Linked DNA regions of Homo sapiens: region 1 is linked to region 2. Evidence: chromatin loops called from intact Hi-C (ENCODE). Cell type or tissue: mammary epithelial cell. All regions are shown on one strand.

Region 1 (8,000 bases), 98 kb before region 2:
TGACTGATTGAAGAGCCAAATGCTTCTCTATCATTTTCTTTTGAAACTGAGAGCTTAATTTGAAAGCATAAAACTGTCTTACAACTTGCAAAATTATATCCTGTAATATGTTTGAAAAATGTTGGGTGCTTTTCTTTTCTCCCTATTTTGTCAAGATGTTTCCTTTAAAGTGGCCCACAGTGGAATCTATAGGAGTGGTAGGGCATAGTTATCAGTTCTTTGCTCATTTAAATTGCCAAACATTTGTATGCCTGCAAGTAAATAATTGATCAATAGTAACATGACATGTTTATGATTCGGGGACATTTTAAAACACTTTCACAAACATTGTTTTATCTGATCACATAAGCAGGTATTTTGTTCCAGTGTTAGAGAAAGTAAAATATACACTCAAACTTTTATGTGGTCACAGACATATATATAAAAGATCTCACAACCAAGACAGAAATCCAAGTCTATTAATTCTGAGTGTAGTGCTATTGCTTTTTAAGTATATAATTGCTCTAATTCTGTGTAGTATGGCATTACCAATATCTGCAAATGAGACTTTGTTACTTCTGCTAATATAAATAGACTCAATTAATGTTGCCAATGCCAGTGTGACATTTCATGAAAATTTACGTTTAAATTTAAATTTGTACCGTCTTTCATTTCTGCATTTAATACATATCTGCCAGGCACCTTCTAAGTACCATGTAAGAACTAAATGAAGTTCTAAGTTCTTGCCTTCAAGGAACTTGCATCGAACTGGGGAGATAGACAAGTATCAATGGTTAGAGGATAGAGAGCTAATTGCTGTGATAGAGATGTATGTAGCCAGCGAGCAATCTCAGAAGAGAGACACTTGAGTCAAACAGAGAGGTCAGTTTCCACTGGAGTGACCCTGAGGCACAAGCTGGATGAGGAGTTAGCTGGATGAAAAGCATGTATGGACATTTCAGAGTAGTGAAAGTTGTGTGAAAGCCTGGAGTCATCAGAGAGAATAACACATCCTTTTCCAGCTGCATTTCCAACAGGAAACTCTAGAGAAACCTCTCATATGGGACAAAAACTGGCTTTGCAATTCTTTATTTTGGAGTGCTGCTGCATACATTGTTCCTGTGTAAGAGAGGCACAATGCACATTTGCATGTCAGAAGCTCTGTGTAGTTAGTTGTTCAGTAAGAAGAATGTTTAGCTGTTTAACCCAGCATTTCCCAAATTTCTTTAATCAGAGAAATCCTTCCATTCCTGTAATACTAGCATTCTGCTGAACACACTTTGGGGAATGCTTTAGTAACTACAAGTGAATCCATAGCCTACACGAATGAATGTTGGCAGGAAATTATCAGTAGGGGCCAAGAGATAACAGAACCAGTGCATAAGGGGACATATGAGCTAAGTGAGTGAGTTTCAGCTTTATCCTGAAAGCCATAGGGATACCGAGAACTCTAAGAGTTTTAAGAAAGGGTGTGATATCATAAGACTTGTGCTTTAGTAAAGTTTCTTTAGCAGCAGTTTGGAGATATGTAACAATTTAGGATGCTACGGAGTCTGGTGAGCCTAGTGTCTCCCCACCAACTTCTCTTCTATAGTAGTAGAATAACAGATTTGAAGAAAGAAGGAGAAGATGGATATGCATTATAAAAGAAAAAAAGACAACCTAAATGTCCATCAACAGATGACTGAGAAAAGAAAATGTGGTATATATACACCACAGAATACTATGCAGCCATAAAAAAAGAAGGAAATCATGTCTTTTGCAGCAACAGGAATGGACCTGGAGGTCATTATCCTAAGTGACATAACCCAGAAACAGAAAATCCAATACCATATGTTCTCACTTACAAGGCGAGAAGCTAAACAATGGATACACGAAGACGTGAAGATGGAAACAATAGACACTGGGGACTCCAAAAGGGGGGAGGGAGGAGAAGGGGTGAAGATTTAAAAATCGCCTGTTGGGTACAGTGTTCACTGTGTGGGTGATGGGTCCACTAGAAGCCCAAACTTCACTCTTATGCAATATATCCATGAAACAAACCTTCATATGCACCACCTGGATCTAAAATTGTGAAATAATAAAAATAAAAATAAAGACATTCGGAACACTAAGCTGAATTGGCTAATGCTATAAACTCTAAAGATAGTAATATGCTTGGTAGATGTACGGTATAACAAACAGGGATAAAATGATTCAACAACTTAGGAGAACAATTTTTATAAATGGTCATCTTGGAAACGCTAATTTCCATAATCAGTCTGCTATCTCAACTTTTATTCTATCCATTAAAACAAATAAACAAAAGATCTGTGCTCTGAATCAATATTAGTCAAAGGTCAAGTTACAGAATCATATAAATGTGAAAGTAGTTAAAAATATGTTTTAGGTTTACTGTAACTACAGCATTCCATCAATTCAGAAAGTTCTTCCCCCAATAGGTCTAATTTTTCCAGATTTTACTAGAGCTACTAACTGTTACTGTTACTACTCTGTGGTCCAGAAATCAGAAAGAATTTTCCTTTATCCCAGCCTACTCAGTATCTTCTGTGACATTTCTGGTTTCTAGTTCAATCCCTTTGACACAGTTGGCTGATACCTTCTCATTTATAAGTCTTCTCCTTGGCTTTCAAATTGACTCTAGACTCACATTGCTTTTTGCCTTTCTGAATACTCCTGTCAAATGCACCAAGCAGTCATTCTCACTTTTATTTTGGGTATTAATGACATGAATCATTCTCCTTACTTCTCTATTGTATCTCTATGGTATCACCGTTAAAAAGAAATTAAGCCCTATGAGGTTTAGTTGTTCAGAATTTTGATTCTTAAATTAGACTGGGAACTTCTACCTTCTGCCCATGGTTGTTACCCATTCTCTATTATCTCTGGTGTCTCACCACAAATTTCTCAAGTTAAACAGGTGAAATTTTTTATTATAATAAAACTATAGCTGTTCTGTTTTTCCACATGTCTTCTCATATATCCAATATATTTTCTCTAATACTTTTAAAGTATTTTATTACTATAGCAGGTCAGTTAATATGTATTAATTTTTCCTTATAAAAAGAAAAGCATCGAAGCTGCAATGGAAAAAGCAAATGTTATAAACAAATAATTCACAAAAGAAAAATGCAAACTTCTTACATAAAGTTGAAAAATGCAATCTCAATAGATGACAAGCATATGGTCATTGACTTGCAGTAGCAATATCCAAAGATCACACTTAAAGCAGTAAAATCTAAATTTAAAAGGAAAAGAAGAAAGGCTTGGCAAAATAACCTTACTACCTGCTTTGATAAGATTAGCTCTTACAGGACACATTTATTAAATACCAACTATGCATCAGATGCTGTGCTGCATCAGTGAAGATGCATACGGTTCCTACCCTTGAGTAACTTACCTGCTGCACAAGTAGCAAATTACTGTATCTGTTTAGGATACAGTAAACACCAAGGGAGACATATGGAGGGAGAGAAATAAGGCACTAACTGAGCCCTAAGTCCTTTTTTAGTTGAGGGGGTAGGAGGGGTGGAAGCAGTTGCAGGCGATCCAGGCCAAAAAGCATCATATGAAAAGATAAACATGTATAAAAACATGAATTATTTGGGCAGCTGTTGTAATCAGTTTGAATTATTGGAGTTTAAATTTCAAAAGAGTGATAGAAGATAACGCTGGGCATGTTGGCAAGGGCCAGATCACAGGAAGCTGTTTAAACTGTGTTGAGGAGTTTGCATTTCATCTTGATGAACTTGATTTTAAGTAGAGATGTGACAGGGTAATTTCAATTTAAGTATATTACTCGAGGTGTCAGTGTGGAAGACATATTGTCAGAAGACCAAACTGAAGACAAAGCGAACAATTGGATTCAATAATAGTCTAGGCAGGAGGTAAATTATGCTTGAAGTAAGAGATGCAGTGGGAATTGACATCAAAGAAATGCAGAATAAATCCACCATGTGATACCATTACACAGCTATTAGAATGACTAAAATTAAAAAGACTGACCATACTCAGTACTGGCAGAAGGTGGAGACACTGGAACTCATACACTGCTGCTGAGGATATAAAGTGGCATAACATTGGAAGAGGTTGGCCATTTCTTAAAAGACTAAATATACATCTACCATACAAACCAATCATTTCACTCCTAATTATTCACCCAGGACACAAGAAAGCATATTTTTTATAGAAAGACTTGTACCAAAATGCTCACATTACTTTTATCTGTGTTACTCAAAAACTGAAAACAAATCACATATCCATCGACAGGTAAATAGATATACATAAATTGTGGTATACTCATACAATGGAATACTAGCAATAAAATACTCAGCAATAAAAAATAAAGTATTAATATAGATACAAAATGGATGAATATCCAAATAGGCAGACAAAAAAGGCAAATTTAGGCAGACACAAAAAAATACATTTGTATAAAATTACATAGAAAATGTAAACTAATCTATAGTCACAGAAAGCAGACGGATGCTACTTGTGAATGGTATATGTACGAAAAGGCAAAAAGGAGGGATTACAAATGAGCATAAAGAAACTTCTGGGGTGATGGATGTGTTCATTGAGTGTGGTGGTGGTTCTGCAGGTGTATACAATTACATGTTACAAACATGGTTTAAATTATAGCATGTTAATTATTCCTCAGTAAAACTGTTTTAAAAATAGGACAGATATTAGAGGTATTTAGGAGAAGAAATTAGTGAAGCTGTTGATTGATTAGATGTGGTGAGGAGAAAGTCAGGATGACTCTCTAGTTTAGTAGATTGGGTGGGGGGGTCATAAGACCAACAAAAAAAAGTAAGTTAAGTAATACAGATTTGGGAGTTAGATGATAATTATTTTGATTTGGAATGTTTAGCTTAAAGTACGCAAGGAAAATATAGATGATGGTGTCTCACCTGTTGAATGTGGACTTTTAGGCAAAAATCAGGTCCAAGCATACATACATTTAAGTCATCAATACATTGTAAGTAGATATAAACTTGAGTTTGCCCAGATGGCTAAAACCTGAGATGTGGGCAAAGGAAGGGATATTATAAAACATCAACATTTTAGAAGTGTTCAAAAATAGACCCCAGGGTAGGAGATTGAGAATGAAAGGTAAAAGAAGCCAGAGAGCTTGACATTATGGAAGCCAGAAGAAATTTCCTATAGGGAAGGAAATGCTAACAGCATTAAATATTGCACAAACATGAATTCAGATAAAGTTTAAAAGAACTCCACTGAGTTTGGGTATAGGCAGGTCCCTGAGGACTTTAGCAAGACCAGAGATGACAGAGTAGTGGGAGAGGAATTGAAATAAGGCTCCAGCAATGTGGATGATTGCTCCTTTTCAGTGACCAGATTATTTGTTTTATATGAATTATTCTCAACTAGTTGGCAAGAGCACTGTCTCTTGAAATTCAAGTACAGTCCTTCAGGAGTGTTCCCCATCTTTCTTGAGTCAGTTACAGAACCACAGTCCCTGACAGAAGTGTGCCCTATCCCCTAAATGCATCAAGTAGGATGCAAAGTTGAGAACACTCAATTAGATTTTCAGTGGATCAAGAAAGAGAACAAAAGAATAATAGCCAAAGTAAAAACACTTAGCTTATAACAACTCAGCATTGATTATAAAATATTTCTTAAGTCCCTACTCTGTGTCTATTATTTAATAAAATCCTTATTTCCCTACCTACTTATAAATCACATCTGAACTCATCAACTGTGAAATTTTGTGTCAATAGCCTACTTTTCTATTTTGTAAAGAAAAGAAATAGGGTAAGAAATAAAAGCAAGCATTAGCATTTACTAGCATTTCCTGGTAGAACCCACTTCATCGCTATCACTCATGAAGGATAGAGTAAAGCACTCCCTTTAAGTCAGTAAAAATATGCCATCCTGTCTCTCTGCCAGTTACCTTTTGGGCCAGTGAATTTCAATTCAATTGTGTTGCTGCTCTTTAATCATGTTTTCTTAGAATGATTTCTAAAAATGCATATATTCATTCATGGATAAGGAGGAAAACCACCTCCAGTCACTGGCTTGCCTGTGATAGAGAGGCAGAATCTCATTTTCAGACACCATTAAAATACCCACCAAGTCTGTAGAAAGAGACTATTTTCATCTTCCAGTCAACAGCCCCATATGAAAATACCTTTGCCGATCTAGATAAAAAGGAATGTATATGAAAAAGTCTTGAAAACAGTTTTATAAATCTATTTTCTTTTAGCCCCCAGTCCAGTCAAGGAGATATATGTGTATGAAACTAATTATGTATATAAAAATAATAAAATAGGTGTGTGAAAGTAATTCAATTTTAAAATCTTAACTTGCTAGCTATATTTAATAGGACAATTATTCTTTTAGGTATTTTTCTTGTTTGTTTTTACAAAAGTCTGGTTTGAGGTGTCCATTGGTATGTGTATTTTAGTCCTTTTTTAATAAGGCAATTGTGTTTGATTTTATTGAAGACACATCTTTTTGAAATGATAGGGCTATAAACTTCAAGGGAATTTTGGAATTTGATGTTTCTCTCTGTTTTCCAAAGAACACTGATTCTGAAAGATGATGAGTTGAGTGAAAATAATAGTATTTCGTGGTCAAATAAATTTGGGAAATACTTTTTGCTCTATGTCCTTCTCTAGGAACATTGCATTGCATATTAGCATGCTGAAAGATCTGGGCAGCTATAAAATTAAGAAGATACATGTTTAACTTTGTATAACCCAGTATTTGTCATATTTATTTGAGCCAGGAACATCCAAGAAACTAGCATCCTAAAGAATAAACATTTAGAAATTCCCTTATAACCCACTGGTTCAAATGCCCATTTTCAAACCCTTGCTTATTCAGATCCTACATCAGACAAAGGTTTAGAGGCCAAATCTATCATCTTACGGGACTGATGTCAATACGCATCAAGGATGCATATGAAGTAGTTAAAGGCTAGATCTAAGGACATGTGGTAGAAAAGCATGTAATTCAGAAAAAGCCTAGCTTGACCCCTAAGAAGGGGGCGGTAGTGAGAGGGATCAATGAGATAAGGAGTTCCTGTCTGCTTTCTAAACAATGCAGTTTGAACAGAGAAGTGCCTCATCTTTCCTTTTTTCCATCTATTTCTGAATTCTTATCTTCATCACATTAAAAATACCTTGAGAGACCCAAAAGAAAAGCAAGAAGGCATGAGGACTGTACCTCTGTCACAACACTTAGCATCCTGGTCTAAAATGTAATTTACAGTGTACCTGGATCTCACCACTTCCTTGTACAACATCCCCTTCCACTTCCATGTACAATCATATTTTACAACAGTGACACTTTGCAGATGAGTCTAAATCCCAGTAGTTCCTGTGGATAGTAAAACTTACAGAAAGAGCCATAGATTAGGCATATTTCTAATTAATTATCTGATTCCTAATTAGATATCTTTGTTATTTAGCATTTTTAACCTTGCTTTATTTTCTAACTACTTATCTAGATTATAGAAAACTACATCAAATGGATCTTTGATGTTCAGTTATAGTTATCTCTTTTATCTTCATTGGTTTGCCTTCACTGGTGTTCAAGCTATTATTTTCATGCTCTTTGGGGGATAGTTTAATAATGTATTTTATTGATGTTATTTCTGTAATTATTAAATTGCTAAATATAGTGCAAGTGCTTGAGAAAGTCAATGTTAATTCTCGAATTAAACCAAATTTGTCTTGAAGTATTAATGATGATATAGATGTGGTTGATATTGCTCAAATAAAATGTTAAACTTTCTTTCTCCTTTACAGCCAATATATCAATTGTAGATATAGATACTAATCAGGAGGAGAATATAGCAACTTCGTCTTCTGGAAACAACTTTGGTCTTGACTTGAAAGCAGATGACAAAATATATTTTGGTGGCCTGCCAACGCTGAGAAACTTGAGGTAATTTAGTTTATATGTAAAGCTAAGGATTAAGTTTTAATTAAATGACCACTATGCTCACTAGAGTTCTGAAGTTTAATTACAATAAGAATGTCATATAACCCTTG
Region 2 (8,000 bases):
TCTCTAGGTCAGCCCTGAACTTATAGACTTCAGCTCCAGTGGTTTCTACTTAACTTTCATCTGGTTCACTTCTCTCAATTATTTGACATAGTTGATCATTTCCTTTTTGTTAAACCTGCTGTCAACCCTGACATCTGTGATTTTTACTCTTCTGACACTACTACTATGGTTTGAACTGTTCCTTCTAAGGTATCTCTCCCTTTATGCATCCTGTAAGTGGAGAAAGGCATTCCTCAAAGTTGTTCTTAGCCCTCTCTTGGCCCTTCGCTCTCAATGGACCATTTGTTTTGCTTCTATGGCTTTAAATATCACCACCCTGCAAAGTATTTTCTAAATATACATTTTCAAAGAAATCTTACCTAAAAGATGTCTCAGTTCTAACTGTTCAGCTTCTTCAACACTGTAAGCTCAACATATCCTCATCTTCTCTCCTTTCACACCCATAATACTTACCCCTCTCTTGCCCCAATCCCTTCATTTCAAATCAGTACTTCTCCCAGTTCTGGGAGTCAGTGAAAAGCACCATCATCTTCTAAACGTCTTTAAACTCCGCTCCCTCACTTCTCTCCATCCAATGGAATCATCAAATCCTTTTGACCTCATTCTGCAACATCTGTCTGCCCCGTTCTCACTTTTCACTGCCACAACCCTAATTCTGAGCCTCATCATTTCTGACCTGATCTAGTCTTCAATATTCTAACTGCACTTCCAGCTTAAGTACCACTATCTCCATTAACAATTACCCAACTAACAGTGTCCTTTCTCTATCTTCCCATTACATTTTACCCATACAATCAGTTGTACCCATATTCTGCTTCCCTCAAATCAAAGCCCATTTGCTAGGGATACATTCCCCATTAATCCTATTCACAAATCTAAATCCAATCTCCTTGTGGAAATGCACATACAATTGATTTTTACATCATCGCAACCTAACTTGTGGTATAGCACATAGCAGGCACTAAAATGCTAAGAAAAACAAATGGATAGCCATTTTTCTTTCAGAAAATTTAGAGTATTCCTTATCAAAATAACATTGTCTAATGAACTCGGTATACTTTGATGTATTATCTAGTTACACCTAACAGTTTCTTAAGAATAAAGAATCTTAATTCCTTTTTTTTTTGTATTTTTAATTTTTTTTGAGACTAAGTTTCACTCTTGTCGCCCAGACTGGAGTGCAATGGTGCAGTCTCGGCTCACTGCAACTTCCGCCTCCCAGGTTCAAGCAATTCTCCTGCCTCAGCCTCCCAAGTAGCTGGGATTACAGGTGCACACCACTATGCCCAGCTAATTTTTGTATTTTTAGTAGAGATGGGGTTTCACCATATTGGCCAGGTTGGTCTTGAACTCCTGACCTCCAGCGATCTACCCACCTCAGCCTTCCAAAGTGCTGAGATTACAGGCATGAGCCACCATGCCCGGCTCCTTCCCTCTTCTTAATATCATAATTAGCATGAGGATGAATGAAGCACGTCCTAGAACATGTTTCAGGATTCTTCGACAAGTGGAGATGCACAATCTCTTATTTAATTCTTCATGTTCTCAGTAAAACTCCTTTTGTTTTTTCCAAATATTTGACAAAAAAGTAACAAATATAAGAAGTCATGTTTACTTGCCAACATAATTTTAGTCTCCCTGATTCTGTTACTAAGTATGGATCTCCAAAATAATGCCTTAAAGACATAAACAAGATAGGGCACACAGCTCCCCACATCTCTTGCCTAAGACATTACATTCCTTAAAAAATAAATGAACTTGGTCCTTACCTGTTCTTACACATAAAATCATGCCTGCCAAAATCAACAATTATGCCCCCGCAAACTATAACCAAATATACTCTTAGGCCCAAATTTTAATATAATTTTATACATGCTGGATCTTCACTCCCTACATAAAAACTATAATTTAAGCTGCATTAAAAAAGTCTAACAAAACGTATCTCTAGACAATTTTTCCAAAATATAATCCTCAATAAGACTCTAAATAAATTTTAATTCTTTAAACATCTAGTATTTGTTTAGTCAACAATACAAACTGGGTGATACAAGCAACCAAAGCTAAGACACCCCAAGATTTTCCCCATTGAAATGAGAGTTGTGAAGGCACAAGTAATGATTAAATCACTCCCTTTTTGTGATTGTAACAAAGCTACACTCAGGTGAAAGAAAAATGTAACTGATTGACTGCTCAGAATTGGGCCACTGTCTGTGACTCTCCTTACGAACTTCCCTCCAGGGGAAATTCCTTGTTCACTTTGGCCCTTGCTGGAGGGGAAGGTGACTTGCAGCAGAGATTACACGAAAGCTGTTATTTTGTAAAGGTTACAGGAGATGCAACAAGAGGCAGCGCTGAGCTACCCAGGTGCAGCGAGAGGAGAACATCAAAAGAGGAGTAAAGATAGCACAGAGTGGAGCTGCTTTCTCTGTAGCTTATCTGAGCTCCTTCAGTTGAGAAATCAAGACTTGCAATCTCAAGATAAAAAGCTTGCTTGTGACAAAGCCAGTGTTTCTTGACTAAGTTGGAAGTACCATAGAAGCAGTTTTTCTTGCAACCAATCTATTTCTCTATACAGTATGCAGCTACATGTGAAAATAACTCATGAAACTCTTCCAAGAAACCTTAAGGACTTGAAGAAATGCTTGTATGGAAGGAGGGGGTTCTAATGTTTCATCTGGAATCCTTTCTACCAGAGCCAACCGACTGCATACACAACTTTAGGACACAAGTGAAAAAGAGAAGCTGGATGCCAAGTCCAGATTCCAAGATATGAGGCCAAGTGAAATGGGAGGGAAATTATTATTGCCACTTAATATGTATTAAATACAACATTTGAGAGATCACAGACCCAGAAACACCAGGGCAAGGAATTGGAACTTCTGCCAGCAGGAGCAGCTAACGCCAACTGAAAGAGCCCAGGATTGTCCCAAGAGTGAACAATGTATCAAGACAGAAAATGAACTGGATAAGAGTTTTACTTCCTAGACCTTCTGGTCTGAAATGCAGGGAGAGAACTCTGTCTTTATGCCAGTTTATTTAACTTAAATGAAACAAATAATATTCAAAGTTGAGCTGAGCTCACAGAAGTAGAAAAAAGATGTTCTCACAAAATTATTTCTATGCCCTACAGTGGCACCGATACTCCAAGGAAGAGTTACTAGCACTGATTTCCAGGTGAGATAGTGTGGCACTGGAACCAGAACTCCAAATGAGATCAAGAGGGACATTCCATAAATATCCAGTAAATGACTCCTAACTTGGGGAAAGGAATGTTCATGGGGGATGCTATCAGAATTACCCTTCAAGGGAGGGCTGGTTATTTCTAAATATAGGTGCTGCCCACTCTTCCACCATTCTCTCATCTGTTTATTAGGATCTATTACTGATAGGTCTGTTACATCTTTTCTCTGTATTGATGAGAAAAATAGAATATGGCAGAATTTTATATATATATGTATATATATATATATATATATATTTTTTTAGACGGAGTCTCACTCTGTTGCCAGGCTAGACTGCACTGGTGCCATCTCAGCTCACTGCAACCTCCAACTCCCTGGTTCAAGCAATTCTCCTGCCTCAGCCCCCTGAGTGGCTGGGATTACAGGCACACACCACCACGCTCAGCTACTTTTTGTATTTTTAGTAGAGACGGGGTTTCACCATGTTGGCCAGGATGGTCTTGATCTCCTGACCTTGTGATCCGCCCACGTTGGCCTCCCAAAGTGCTGGGATTAAAGGCGTGAGCCACTGCGCCGGGCCTAGAATAATATGTTTTAAAATTATTAAGGTACAGCTCTGATAATATTGAGCATAATAACAAGTAATAAAAATACATTTATCAAATCCCATCAGGCAAGTATGCTGCTGAGCCCTTTGTATGGTTGTTTAATTCTAGTAAGCTGCTAAGAATATTCCTATTATTATCTTTATCCAAAGTATAAAATGAGGCCCAGGTAAGTAACTTGTCCAAGATCACATTCGTTAATCCAGGTAGTCTGGCTCCAGTATCCATATCATCTCTTCTCAAAATATTACTTAAATTTGAAAAAAAAAATGCTTAAAATTAAAAAAACTCTTTTGCCCAGCATCAAAGGCCCTATGTAAAGCACTTCCAACTCTTTCTTCTGCTAGTGCCTTATTTGCTCCCTTGTGTGTAGGAGAGCTCCTTATAAGTGCTGTCCATACTCACAGTCCCCAATTCTCATTCTCTTAACCCCGCTATAAGCATCCTTATCACTTTACCAAAACTGGTAAGTCTACTAAGGTCTACTAAGACCTCCACATAGGTAAAGCCAGTGGTTAACTTCTGCCCTTTAACTCATTTGAACTATAAGTAGTATCTGATACTACAATCACGCCCCCTGCAGTTGGCTTCTGGGACACCACTGTCTCTCAGTTATCTATAAGGTTACTTATTTTCAACGTCTTTGCTAGTTCTTTCTTTTCTAACCACTAATGTTGGGTAGCTCCAGGACCGAGTTCTCGGTAACTTTATTTATTATACCCAGACTCACTCCCTTGGTGATCTCATGCAAGGTCATGGTTTAAAAGTCCATATGCATGCTGATGAATCCAGCCCAGACTTCTCTCCTTAATGCCTGCTCATGTAACTGCCTACAAAATATTGCCACTTGGATATCTAACAGGCACTTCAAATCCCATACATCCATGACTGAACTCCTGAATCCCTGCTAACAGTACCTGATTTACCTCCACTTCCCTATTTCTCTTGTTGGAAAATCCATCCTTGCAATGGCTCAAGTCAAAAGTCTTATGGTTATCCTTGATTAAAAATCCTCTCGTATCAGAAAAAATCCTACAGGCTCTACCTTCAAAAATATATCTAGAATCTGGGTACTTATCACTCCACAGTTACTGCCCTCACCAACAGTGCCCTGTTTCACTCTCAGAAATGTCCTGATTTGAACAATAATCGCCCTAACACAAAGCCCTCCATGATCTCACTCCCCATGATTGTGTTACTTCTCTGCCCTGCCCTGTTACTATCACCGGCCCTGAGTCCACTCCAGCCACACAACCTTTGGTAACAGGCACATATCTGCTTTGCACCTTTGTTCTAGTTGTTTTCTTTGCATAGAATATTCTTCCAGGTATCTACATGGCAAGTTCCTTGAAGACTTGCTTCCAGTCTTTGCTTAGTTGTTAATTATTCAACGAGACTTCTTGTGGAATGCTGCAATGACCCTATCCCTCCACATCTTGTCCTATTTGCTCTGCTCATCTTTTTTGTCTCCATTGTACTTACCACCTTTCAATATGCTATAGAATTTTATTTGCTCATTAATATTTCATTATCAGTCTCCCTCCACTAGAATGTAAGGGCTTTTTGTTACTTTGTTCACTGATGCATCTCAAGGGTAGAACATGTCTGGCATATATGTAGGTGCCCAATAAATATTTGTTGAATGAACACATATACACTAAAAAGTCACAGTTCACAGTGGCTGGCAAGGTGGCCAAATAGGAACAGCTCCTGTCTGCAGCTCCCAGCAAGATCGGCATAGAAGGCAGGTGATTTCTGCATTTTCAACTGAGGTACCCTACTCATCTCATTGGGACTGGTTAGACAGTGGTACAGCCCATGGAGGCTGAGCTGAAGCAGGGTGAGGCGTTGCCTCACCCAGGAAGTGTAAGGGGTCAGGGAACTCCCTCCCCTAGCCAAGGTAAGCTGTGAGGGACTGTGCCGTGAGGAACAGTGCATTCCGGCCCAGATACTATGCTTTTCCCAGGGTCTCCACAACCCACAGACCAGGAGATTCCCTCAGGTGCCTACACCACCAGGGACCTGGGTTTCAAGCACAAAACCGGGCGGCTATTTGGGCAGACACCGAGCTAGCTGCAGTTTTTTTTTTTTCCGTACCCCAGTGATGCCTGGAACGCCAGTAAGACAGAACCGTTCATTCACCTGGAAAGGGGGCTGAAGCCAGGGAGCCAAGTGTTCTAGCTCAGTGGATTTCACCCCCACAAAGCCCAGCAAGCTAAGATTCAGTGGCTTGAAATTCTTGCTGCCAGAACAGCAGTCTGAAGTCGACCTGGGAGGCTCGAGCTTGGTGGGAGGAGGGGAGTCTGCCATTTCTGAGGCTTGAGTAGGCTGTTTTCCCCTTACAGTGTATACAAAGCTGCTGGGAAGTTCTAACTGGGTGAAGCCCACCACAGCTCGGCAAAGCCACCGTAGCCAGCCTACCTCTCTAGATTCCTCCTCTCTGGGCTGGGCATCTCTGACAGAAAGGCAGTAGCCCTATAAAACTCCCACCCCCATGGGACAGAGCACCTGGGGGAAGGGGCAGCTGTGGGCGCAGCTTCAGCAGACTTAAACATTCCTGCCTGCCAGCTCTGGAGAGAGCAGTGGATCTCCCAGCACAGCACTCTAGCTCTGCTAAGGGACAGACTGCCTCCTCAAGTGGGTCCCTGACTCCTGTGCCTCTTGACTGGGAGACACCTCCCAGCAGGGGTTGACAGACACCTCATACAAGAGAGCTCTGGCTGGCATCTGGTGGGTGCCCCTCTGGGATGAAGCTTCCAGAAGAAGGAACAGGCAGCAATCTCTGCTGTTCTGTAGCCTCTTCTGGTGACACCCAGGCAAACAGGGTCTGGAATGGACCTCCAGAAAACAGCAGCAGACCTGCAGCAGAGGGGCCTGACTGCTGGAAGGAAAACTAACAAACAGAAAGGAACAGCTTCATCAACATCAACAAAAAGGACGTTCACACAAAAACCCCATCCGAAGGCCACCAACATCAAAGACAAAAGGTAGATAAATCCACAAGGATGAGAAAAAAACAGCACAAAAGGGCTGAAAATTCCAAAAACCAGAACACCTCTTTTCCTCCAAAGGATCACAACTCCTCACAAACAAGGGAACAAAACTGGATGGAGAATGAGTTTGATGAATTGACAGAAGTAGGCTTCAGAAGGTGGGTAATCACAAACTCCTCCAATCTAAAGGAGCATGTCTTAACCCCACGCAAGGAAGCGAGAACCTTGAAAAAAAGTTAGAGGAATTGCTAACTAGAATAACGAACTTAAAGAAGAACATAAATGACCTGACGGAGCTGAAAAACACAGCACAAGAACTTCATGAAGCATACACAAGTATCAATAGCAGAATCGATCAAGTGGAAGAAAGGATATCAGAGATTGAAGATCAACTTAATGAAATAAAGAGTGAAGACAAGATTAGAGAAAAAAAGGATGAAAAGGAACAAACAAAGCCTCTAAGAAATATGGGACTATGTGAAAAGACCAAAAAGAAAACCTACATTTGACTGGTATACCTGAAAGGGACAGGGAGAATGGAACCAAGTTGGAAAACACAGTTCAAGATATTATCCAGCAGAACTTCCCCAGCCTAGCAAGGCAGGCCAACATTCAAATTCAGAAAATACAGAGAACGCCATGAAGATACTCCTCAAGAAGAGCAACCCAGAACACATAATTGTCAGACTCACCAGGGTTGAAATGAAGGAAAAATCTTAAGGGCAGCCAGAGAGAAAGGTCGGGTTACCCTCAAAGGGAAGCCCATCAGACTAACAGCAGATCTCTCTGCAGAAAACATACAAGCCAGAAGAGAGTGGGTGCCAATATTCAACATTATTAAAGGAAAGAATTTTCAACCCAGAATTTCATATCCAGCCAAACTAAGCTTCATAAGCGAAGGAGAAATAAAACCCTTTACAGACGAATAAATGCTGAGAGAGTTTGTCACCACCAGGCCTGCCTTACAAGAGCTCCTGAATATGGAAAGGAAAAACTGGTACCAGCCACTGCAAAACATACCAAATTTTAATGACCATTGACACTATGAAGAAACTGCATCAATGAATGGGCAGAATAATCAGCTATCATCATAATGGCAGGATCAAATTCATACATAACAATATTAACCTTAAATGTAAATGGGCTAAATTCCCCAATTAAAAGACACAGACTGGCAAATTGGATAAAGAGTCAAAACCCATCAGTGTGCTGTATTCAGG

What was found. A loop is a pair of places that touch in the nucleus more often than their neighbours do. Peaks named below come from ENCODE experiments on the same cell type or tissue, not always from the same donor. Only the 100,000 strongest peaks of a DNase experiment are listed, where the experiment ranks them.
Region 1: it touches region 2 in a loop (16-fold over the local background); 3 of 110 quality-filtered maps call a loop at or near these places.

What each region holds. Positions count from the first base shown.
Region 1 is chr6:129,465,460-129,473,459 of GRCh38, forward strand. It overlaps LAMA2 (laminin subunit alpha 2), which reads left to right. Exons shown (of 65, transcript NM_000426.4): 52 at 7,755-7,893. Among named protein-coding and RNA genes, the nearest start is that of ARHGAP18, 240 kb to the right of the region's middle. In mammary epithelial cell, a CTCF peak has its summit at 4,015; no DNase peak of the experiment used is centred here.
Region 2 is chr6:129,563,214-129,571,213 of GRCh38, forward strand. LOC102723409 (a long non-coding RNA gene) reads right to left here and starts at 6,353. Exons shown (of 8, transcript XR_001743860.2): 1 at 1-6,353. In mammary epithelial cell, a CTCF peak has its summit at 4,379; no DNase peak of the experiment used is centred here.